Regions from separate parts of the Homo sapiens genome. Here region 2 is linked to region 1. A link is an interaction called in ENCODE POLR2A ChIA-PET data of the cell type or tissue named here. Cell type or tissue: endothelial cell of umbilical vein. All regions are shown on one strand. Each heading gives the region's core, and the rest is flanking DNA. Links, peaks and the distances in the headings are about the cores only.

Region 1 (5,383 bases), core at 97-5,096:
GCACGTGAAACACTGGACGATTCAAATAAGTACTGAATTAAGTAATGTAGCTTGTAAGTGGTGTCAGATTCCTGTCATTTAGAGTGGTTAGAAGAAAGGCTTCCGTAGAGGGACAGAGACCATATGTTGGTCTACTGGTCCAGCAGACTAGCCATGACCAGCTTCCATTTTACCTACTAGTACATCCTCAGTAAGTCATCTCAGCTCTTTGATAGAATGAGATCACAATATCCCCTTCTGCCACAGTATCACAGGGGCTATTTCAGAACCATCTGACTCAGAGCTTTGAACTGGATTGCCTAGATTATCTAGGGCTTTCATCTCTTTCTTTCTTCCTTTTTTCTCTATTTCAAAACTTCTGCTATTGCCTTTTTTTCTCATTTTCGTCTCTCTTTTTATGGTAACGTTTTTTATTTCACATTCATTTTATTATTTCTGATGATTTCTGTTTGAATATTAAATCAAACTATTGCTATTATCTACTGTCCTCACAGATTTCATAAAATCTACTTTTTGAAGCTTTTGGTTTTTTGCTTTAGTTTGAGATGGAGTTGCGCTCTTGTTGCCCAGGCTGAAGTGCAATGACGTGATCTCGGCTTACTGCAACCTCAGCCTCCTGCGTTCAAGCGATTCTCCTGCATCAGCCTCCCGAGTAGCTGGGATTACAGGTGCCTGCCACCACACGTGGCTAATTTTTTGTATTTCTAGTAGAGATGGGGTTTCACCATGTTGGCCAGGCTGGTCTGGAACGCCTGACCTCAGGTGATCCACCCGCCTCGGCCTCCCAAACTGCTGGGGTTACAGGCATGAGCCACCATGCTCGGCCATGAAGCTGTTCTTTAGTGAAAAGAATTTTGCCATTTTCTATTACTTTTTGCCCTATTATGTATATATTATATGTGTGTGTGTATATATATGTATTTGTACACATATAAGGTAATTCATTTGCTTTCAGAAAGCAGATACAAAATGACTTTGAAAGTTGTTTTTCTTCCCATAGGTTACCTGCAACTCTTTTCCTTCAAAGCACTTCTTTATGCAGTCACTAGGATTTGATGCCTTTTAAAAAATTCAGCAAAAATGTTATAGGTCATATAATAATAATCTAGATTTTAAAATAATGTATATTTTAAAATACTATATATTAAGCTTAGTAACTACTATGCTTAGTATAGTGACCACTGTTAAGCCCAGTAACCACTGAGCATTACTATTAAGCTTAGTAATCACTGAGTCAATAGATATAAAATTAAAATGTGATTAATTGGTGAGACTTCATGGATTGTGCTCAAAGCCAGAGTTGAAAATTACTGACCAAAAAATTGTTCTGGTTTTGAGAAATGTCATTTTCCTGATTCGGCTTGTTTTATTTTGTTCATTATTTTTATTTAATTTGGGAGGATCTCAAAAGTATTTATTAAGAGTGGACTGTGGAGTTGGTGGATATAAGAGTATATAGGTTAAAAGTGAGCAATGGTGTTAGGATTCAAATCTCAATTCTGCTCACTAGCTTGCAATCCTGGGCACGTTATTGAACTCTGCATCCCAATTTTCCAAACTAAAATGGGGGTATAATAACACCTACTTTATGAGGCTGTTGTGAGGATTAAGTGAGATAATACATGTGAAGTTCTGTGTCTGGCACTTAGTAAACAACAATAAGTGTTGGCTATTAATATTGTGGTAAAAAGTAGTACCTCAAATTGATAAACAATTGTAGTATGCATATATTAGAGTGGCTAAAATAATTAGTATTGGTTGTCTCTGGGGATTGAAGAGAAGATGGGCAGAGGACTTCTTATTATAAGCCCTTTTGCCCTATTTGATGTTTTTAAAGACGTGTGCTTTGCTACAAGGGAGTGTTTATTGAGAATCCAAGTATGGTCTTGACCCTTTGCTAGGCTCCGAAGTAATAACATTTACAAAATAACACATTGTAAAATGATGTAAGATTAACTGTAGACCTTCAGATACCTCAGGATAGATGAGGGAGAGTGTGTCTGTGTGTATTTTTTAAAATTAGAAATGATTCGTGGTCCTCCTTTCCTCCTAGAGAGGGTTGTAAGGGTATGTTAAGGTAGTCAGCATTGAACAGTTAAGGTGTCTTAAAATGCAGTGTGCTGGCCGGGCTTGGTGGCTTACGCCTGTAATTGCGGCACTTTGGGAGGCTGAGGCTGGCAGATCTCCTGAGGTCGGGAGTTCGAGACCAGCCTGACCAACATGGAGAAACCCCGTCTCTACTAAAAATAAAAAATTAGCCGGGCATGGGGGTGCATGCCTGTAATCCCAGCTACTCGGGAGGCTGAGGCAGGAGAATCGCTTGAACCTGGGAGGCAGAGGTTGTGAGCTAAGATCGTGCCATCCTGCCTGGGCAATGAGCAAAACTCCATCTCAAAAAAAAAAAAAAAAAAAAATGCAGTTTGCTTTTAACAGAACCCACAACAATTACATAATCCGAAAAGATGTTTCACTATTAAGGTTATGTAAAATTCTCTTTCAGCGCATTATCTGATTATAGTATTATTTTATGAATAGATTTTATTACAGATGGATAATTTAAGAGTAAAATCAAATATTTTAATTTTGGAATTTGAAAAATAATGATTCAAGACAATATTATATTTATAAAATACATAAAATTTGACCCAGTGGAATAATTATTTAGACCTAGGATAAAATATCTTCTTTTAAAATTTTCTTAAAGTGGAGCCACAGGCAGCTAATTTGAAAGTACAGTGAAACTTCAGCCTTCTGTGAATGAGATACTGTGAACTTAGTATCCTGAGTTACAGAGAATTAAACAATACTTTTTTGTTTTTGTTTCAATTCCTGTTGCAAATTTGCCAAATTATTTTCTAGGGTTAATACATACTAAACATAATAGAATCTTTCTTTGATAAATTAGAACATTATAGTGTCCTAGGATCATCTTTCTGATTATCGGTGATACTGTTAGGGATATGAAGATTATAACATTAACAGTACCTGAGACATTTTTTGTGTATATATGTCAGATGGCTTGCATTTTTATCAGTTGTTGTATTCTAGAAAAAAATGAAGTGAAAAATTACTTCTGATTGAGATGTTAGTATACCCTACCCTTGTTTAGTTTTTAAGAATAATTTTTCAATTATGAATACTCATTAATTTTTGAAGGATTTAATGAGGTATGAACAAAACTGGTGGTTACCAAAACTATCCCTATTCTCATGAAAAAAAAAAAAGTTCTTTGAGTTGAAGACAGAAGTTTCTTGTTGTGTAAGGATCCTCTTGTTGCAGATGTCAACAATCTTGTCTGAAACATAGTTGGGCAAAAAGGGGAATTTACTGTCTCAGATAACCTAAACTCAGGATGCAAGGATGCAGTTGAAATCAAACACAACTGGAACCTGAGCTGAGAATGCCACCAAAACTCTCTTATCTCTCCTCCTCTCTCCCTTTCAGCTTCATTTTCTCCAAATGCAGACCAGCTTCTTTCTTCCATGTAGCCGGGACATAGATGCCAGCAAATTATAAGTATGAGCTAGGCACTATCCTAAACAATTTTGCATGTATATTCATTCATTTAATCCTCACAGCTTTTTATACCTATTTTACAAATGAGGAAACAGAGGTATAGAGAGGTTAAGTAGTAATCCAGGTTGCCTGTTTTTATAGCACAATACAGTATGATAGAGATGATAGAGTTGGATTTGCTAGGCACTAGCTAGCTGTGGTTACAAATGGTCTCATTTGTGTTTTGTTTTTGAATTTTTTGAACAGACTTAATTTTTTAAGAGCAGTTTTATATTGGTAGCAAAATTGAGCAGAAAGTACGAAGAGTTCCCATATGCTCCCTGCCTGTACACATGCATAACCTCCCTCAGTATGGACATTCTACACTAGCGTGGTACACTTGTTATGGTAGATGAACCTACATTGATGCATCATTATCACCCAAAGGCCATAGTTTACATTAGGGCTCACTCTTCGTGTTGTGTATTCTATGGTTCTTAACACTTGTTTTTTTTTTTTTTTTTTGAGACGGAGTCTAGCTTTGTCGCCAGGCTGGAGTGCAGTGATACAATCTCAGCTCACTACAACCTCTGCCTCCCAGGTTCAAGCAGTTCTTCTGCCTCAGCCTCCTGAGTAGCTGGGATTACAAGCACGTGCCACCATGCCCAGCTAACTTTTGTATTTTTTTTTTTTTTTTTAGTAGAGACAGGGTTTCACTATGTTACCCAGGATGGTCTCAATCTCCTGACCTCGTGATCCACCCGCCTCGGCCTCCCAAAGTGCTGGGATTACAGGCGTGAGCCACCGCGCCCGGCCTTAACGCTTGTTTTTGTTTCTTTGGGAGAGGGATGGAGTTTTGCTCTTGTTGCCCAGGCTGGAGTGCAATGGCGTGATTCTTGGCTCACTGCAACTTCGCCTCCTGGGTTCAAGCAATTCTCCTGCCTCAGCCTCCCTCCCGAGTACCTCTACAAGCACGTGCCACCACGCCCTGCTCATTTTTTGTATTTTTAGTAGAGACGGGATTTCACCATGTTGGCCAGGCTGGTCTTGAACTCCTGACCTCAGGTGATCTGTCTGCCTCGACGTCTCAAAGTACTGGGCTTACAGGTGTCAGCCACTGCACCCGGCGAGGTTCTTAACACTTGTAAGAGTAATGTGTGTCCGCCATTATGTTGTCATGTAGAATAGTTCCATGGCCTTAAAAATCTTTGTTCTGCCTGTTCATATGTCCTTCCCACCAATCCCTGATTTTTTTTACTGTCTCTTTAGTTTTGTTTTTTCCAGAGTATCTTATAGTTGGAATCATGCAGTATGTTGCCTTTTGGATTGGCTTCTTTGACTTAGTAATATTCATTTAAAGTTCCTCCATGTCTTTTCATGGCTTCATAGCTCGTTTCTTTTTAGTGCTGAATAATATTTTATTTTCTGGGTGTATCAAATCCATTCACCCACTGAAGGACGTCTTATTGCTTCCAAGTTTTGTTCATTTACTTTTCACAGTAGTTCTGCAAAGTGTATATGTTGAGCTGTTTACAGATTAGGAAACAGATTCAAGAGAGGTGAAGTAGTTTACTCAGGTTCACATCATTAGAAAGTTGGCATAGTTTATATTAGAACCTAAACTCTGACTCCCAAGCCCATAATCCTTATATGTACTTTGCTGTATACATGAATAGGTCAAAATACAATTTATTTTTTACTTATTTTTTACAATATAGTAGAAAAACTTTATTAGAGTTAACTATCAGTTCTTCCTTGTTACTAAAGGAACTAGGGGAGGATTCATTTTTAGCAGTTGCTCTAAGGCCACTTCTTTTAGTAACCTTTTTACTTGAAATAATAAAACTACATTTCCATAAAAGTCCTTCTCTTTGAAATTTTCTTTTAT
Region 2 (5,383 bases), core at 158-5,157, 91 kb before region 1:
GCCTCCCGGGTTCACGCCATTCTCCTTCCTCAGCCTCCCAGGTATCTGGGACTACAAGCGCCCGCCACCACGCCCGGCTAATTTTTTTTTGTATTTTTAGTAGAGACGGGGTTTCACCATGTTAGCCGGGATGGTCTCGATCTCCCGACCTCATGATCCACCCGCCTCGGCCTCCCAAAGTGCTGGAATTACAGGCGGGAGCCACCACGCCCGGCCTCTACTTAAATCTTTAAAAGTTTATTCATGTGACTGCTCTTTGAAGAAAGGTCAGCAGTAGTCCAGGAAAGAAGTGTATGAACTACTAGATTGGGCAAGATATGAAGAGGCCCGGGCTCAGGCACGGAGACTATCCAGGCTGACCTCTCCCCTTCCTGGACTTAAGTTCTTCTATAGGTTATTTGCCTCTGAATCCCTAATGCAACCTAGTGCCTGGTACACAAAGGAGATGAAGAGCACTTCAAAAAGTGCTTGAGTGCACAAATGGCTACCAGAGGATTCTGTTCTTAGATGGCATCAGCTGGTAAACTCAGTTACTTAAAGGATAATGTTAAGCTGTATGCTCAGTTGCAATGTGGGTCAGTTAAATTTAGAGATGCTCCTTGGTCACAAATCATGGTTACATTGTAATCATGGCAGTTAGGGTAACATTATTATTTGTTTTTGTTTTTGTTTTTCTGAGACAGAGTCTCCCTCTGTTACCCGGACTGGAGTGCTGTGGCATGGTCTTGGCTCACTGCAACCTCCACCTCCCAGGTTCAAGCGATTCTCCTGCCTCAGCCTCCCAAGTAGCTGGGATTACAGGCACACGCCACCATGCGTGGCTAATTTTTGTGTTTTTAGTAGAGACGGGGTTTTGCCATGTTGGCTAGGCTGGTCTAGAAATCCAGACCTCAGGTTATCTGCCCACCTTGGCCTTCCAAAGTGCTGGGATTACAGCATGAGCCACCATGCCCGGCCCATTATTTGTTTTGCAAACGCCTTTTGCCACAACAAGTCTGGGTAATTCTGTGTATACAATCCAGTTCAAATCTTGTCACCACTACTAGAAATTAATTGCAAAGAAATATGTACTGTGTTTTTTTTGCCAGTAACATTATCATCACATACAAGAAGATAACGTATGTTTGAGAATTTTTATTGCTAATAAGTATCAGGCTTTAGAGATGATTTCATTTAGAATTGCCAATGGAATATTCTATTTATGTAAAGAAAACTAGTCTCATTTAAAAAAAAAAATATTTCCAGGAAACAACTACTCCTCTAGAGAAGTAGGAGTATAAAATTCTAGTCAAGAATATGGCTTTGGAGACAAACATGGCTGAGTTTGAGTACTAACACTGCCACTCTTGGGTAAGGAATTTCCTAAATTTTGATTTTTGGAAGATAATTCCTGTGTCCAGAGTTGTTGTGGAGACTGAAAAAGATAGTACCATTTCTTTAGGCTTCTCAGCATCTAAACTCTTTCTGTGTTATAGAATTCCCCATTTATGGGTAATGGATGGGACAAAGATCCTTCTACTTTGTAGATGTTGAAAGTGCTTAATACTTATTTTCTTGGGTACTTTATTTTCCTTGCAATGAGGACAGATCCATGTAACCTTGGGCTTCATCATTCAGCTGTAATAAAACCAAATTATGATGCAGGAACTAATGGCATAGGAGGGAAGGATCTGGGAGCACTCTCTAAAGGCAGCAGGGGTGGTTGCAGCAGTGGCGACCAGTTGCGTTCTTGGTACAGAAGTAACATCAGTGTGGGCAGCATTAACTGCATTAAAACTGGTTCTTGGTGCAGAAGTGGCATCAGTGCAAGGTGTACCATCTAGTGCTTGGTGACAGTGATGGTAGTTTCCTCATTGGCCCAGTTCTGTGGCATTACTCCTGGAAATTCAGCCAAAAGCCTGTTTCTCCAGGCTGCCCAAGCAAGTCTACGAGCATTGATTAAGCTCTTCTACAGTGTAGTCAGCTGGAGTTAGCTTCGGTTGCTGGAACCAAGAACTCTGGTTGATTTGGATTTTACACCTGTGCTCCCAGCACAGTGACTAACAGAGAATACTCAGTAAGTGTGGCTATTAGTAGCAGTATTTATAACAACATATTCCTAACTTCACCTGTAAAATGTCAAATTTTATAATAAATTTTAGTGAATTTGATCCAAATTTAAGAGCTATATTTAATCTTGTCTTTATTGGTTCATCTCTTTGAAATCTATTTATATTCTGAATTATACCTTAATTAATATAAGATTATTTCCTAGACTGTAACATTCTTGAAAGCAAAGATTGTCTTTTTCGCAAATGAATTATTTGCTGGCATAGAGCCTGACACAGGTGGACCCTTAGTAAATATTTGTGGAGGAAGTACATGGAGAGGTAATTGATGATATAGAAGTGCCATCTCAGGAGCATGGCTGGCAGACCTCTTAGGCAGACCTCTAAGTTGGCATTATCTCAGTGAGGTAGTTTGGTCCAGGATTGGTTTTCAGATCTATAACCCTAGAAACTTAATATTACACTTTAGCCAAAGGTGATCACATCACTCTCTTGGACATAGACTCAGACTAAGCAAACTCAGAAGAGACAGATGTATAAGATATAGTTATTTTTGCTAAGAAATATAACTTTGGGGTGTTCTGGAATGCTGCTCACTTACTCATTTAATAACTTGATTTTGATAAGTGTTTAATATGTGTCAGCTACTACTATGTAATTGTATAAACAGTGAACAAAACAGATAAGATTGCTGCTGTCATGCAATTTGCACAGCTGTGTCAACAAAGAAATATTTAATTGTAGATAATGGTAACTGTCATAAAGAAAAATATAGCAGGATAAGGTGATGAAAATTGTTGGGAAGAAGTGTGTACTATTTTAAATCGGATAACCAGGGAATATGCCCCTCAGAAGGTTACATTTAAGCTGAAACCTGAATGAAGTGGAGGAGACTGTAGCAGGTAGGGAAAATATTACATGCAAAGGCTCTAAAGCGCAGAAATAATTTGGGGGTTGGGGAGGTGTTGAAGAATAAAAAGTAGGCCAGTGGCCAGATGCGGTGGCTCACGCTTGTAATCCCAACACTTTGAGAAGCCAAGGTGGGCGATCACTTGTGGCCAGGAGTTCGAGACCAGCCTGGCCAACATGATGAAATCCTGTCGCTACGAAAAATACAAAAATTAGCCAGGCATGGTGGCACATGCCTGTAATCCCAGCTACTGGGGAGGCTGAGGCACGAGAATCACTTGAACCCAGGAAGCAGAAGTTGCAGTGAGCCGAGATCGCGCCACTGCACTCCAGCCTGGGTGACAGAGCAAGACTCCATCTAAAAAAAAAAAAAAAAAAAAAAAGTAGACCAGTGTGGTAGGCAGCCTCTAAAATGACTCCCAATGAACTCTGGGAGAGTGAAACTCCCTCCCCTAGGGTGTGGACTGGATTTAGTCACTAGCCTCCAATGAATAGAATGCTGTAGAGGTGATGAAATGTCACTGCCAATGTTAGGTTAAAAATGTTGGCTTCTGTCTTGAGCATTTTTTTTTCTCTCTTGTTCTCTTGCTGTGCAGAAAAAGATTAACATAGCAGAACCGAGACTGCTATCCTTAGAAATGCCAGCTTGTAAGGTTGGCCATTGGCTGGCATCTGGGAACTTGACAGGTAAATAGGTCCCTATGCTAATATAACTCTCCCTAAATGATGAGGGAGGCTCACTATGCCTAGACTGTTTGTGCAAACAATATGGCTTATGCTGAATACCCGCTTTCTTCCCAGAAATCTGGAATTTTGGCATGAGTGAGGCACAGGGTGCTTGTGTGACTAGCCTATGACAAGACCTTTGGTTGCTGAGTTTTAATAGGCTTCTTTGGACAGAAGCATCACACAAACATTTCTGCATTTTTGTTGCTGGGAGAAGAATGTGATCTGTGTGAGCTCTTGTGGAATGTGAGAGCATAAGGGAGCCTGCAAATGGATCCGTGCAGACTCTGCTGGGGCCTGCTTCCTTTGTAATCTGGCTGTTTATCTTTACTATACTGCTTTAATAAATCCTAGTGTGAGTGCAACTTATGAGGAGTCCTATGAGTCCTTCTAGCTCATTTCTTAATGTGGGGGTGGTCCTGGGGACCCCAGACACACTTACTCTGATGAAGCAAGCTGCCACAAGCCATCCTGTGGAGTGGTCCACACGGCAAGGAACTGAGGGAGGCCTCTGGCCTACAGCCAGCAAGAGGGAGCTGAGGCGTTCAGTCCAACGGCCATATGGAAAAAAGGTCCACTTAAGTGAGCTTGGAAGTGAGTCCTCCCCCTGTTGGGCCTTCAGATGAGACTGCAGTCATGGTCAACTCCTGGTCTGCAGCCTTGTGAGAGACTTCGAGCCAGAGGCACTGCCTAAACTGGGCCTAGATTCCTGGCCTATAGAAACTGTGAGAGAATAAGTGTTTGTTGCTTTTAGCCTGTAAGTTGAGGAGTAATTTCTTATGCAGCAATAGGTAACTAATACAACCAACAGGGCTAGAATATAGGGGGTAACGGGAATGTGATAGGTGGTGGCCACAGAGTGGTAGACAGGGCGCAGATCGTATACGACCTTGAAGCTTATGGTAAGGATTTGGATTTTCTTCCATTGAAGGATTTGGAATAGGGAAATCTGGTTAGCACATTGTCTTCTTTAGACCACAGGTTTTCAACCCTGGCTGCATTTTAGAACCACTCAGGGAGCTTTTTAAAAATACCTATGCCACACCCCACCCTCAGAGATTCTGGCTCCGTTGGCCCTGGGAGAGGCTCCAGTGTTATTATTTTTTAAAAGCTCCCCAGGTAATTCTGATGGACAGCTCCAGCTGAGAATGAGATGTGCTTTAGGGTAGCAAACCTATGTGGAAAACCAGAGAGGATTGCTCAGAACAAAGGGAGAGAGTCACATATTTTCAATACTGAATTATTACATTAAATTAAGCAGGCCTGATATATCTAGGATGGCGTGCTCTTCTGTGTTCAGTGCTGGAGAAATAGTCACAATTGCTAACCCCTGGATTTTCCCTTTCTGCGATAACTGTCATCCATCTGTTCTTTTCACACAAGGTACAAGACTGTGGATTCAGCTTTAATTTTAAAGACACCAACACAGTCATACAAATATAAATCTTTGGCCTTCAACTCTTTCGATAAATTCCAACCAGTGGCGACTGAAAGAGTCTTTTGTCCTACATTTCCCCAAAAAAGGGGAACAAAATTAATTTTTTTTTTTGAGACAGTGTCTTACTGTGTTGCCCTAGCTGGAGTGCAGTGGTGTGACCTAGGCTCACTGCAACCTCCACCTACTGGGCTCAAGCGATCCTCCTGCCTCAGCCTCCCAAGTAGCTGGGACCACAGACGCACACCACTATGCCTGGCTAATT

The links. Peaks named below come from ENCODE experiments on the same cell type or tissue, not always from the same donor. Only the 100,000 strongest peaks of a DNase experiment are listed, where the experiment ranks them.
Region 2: POLR2A ChIA-PET joins it to region 1 with 7 read pairs; 10 of 35 experiments call an interaction of 5 or more read pairs at or near these places.

Annotation. Positions count from the first base shown.
Region 1 is chr12:76,768,534-76,773,916 of GRCh38, forward strand. All of the region lies in intron 1 of ZDHHC17 (zDHHC palmitoyltransferase 17), which reads left to right. Among named protein-coding and RNA genes, the nearest start is that of ZDHHC17, 7.1 kb to the left of the region's middle. In endothelial cell of umbilical vein, for the core only: no CTCF peak of the experiment used is centred there; no DNase peak of the experiment used is centred there.
Region 2 is chr12:76,677,251-76,682,633 of GRCh38, forward strand. No RefSeq gene overlaps it. Among named protein-coding and RNA genes, the nearest start is that of ZDHHC17, 84 kb to the right of the region's middle. In endothelial cell of umbilical vein, for the core only: no CTCF peak of the experiment used is centred there; a DNase peak (open chromatin) is centred at 2,741.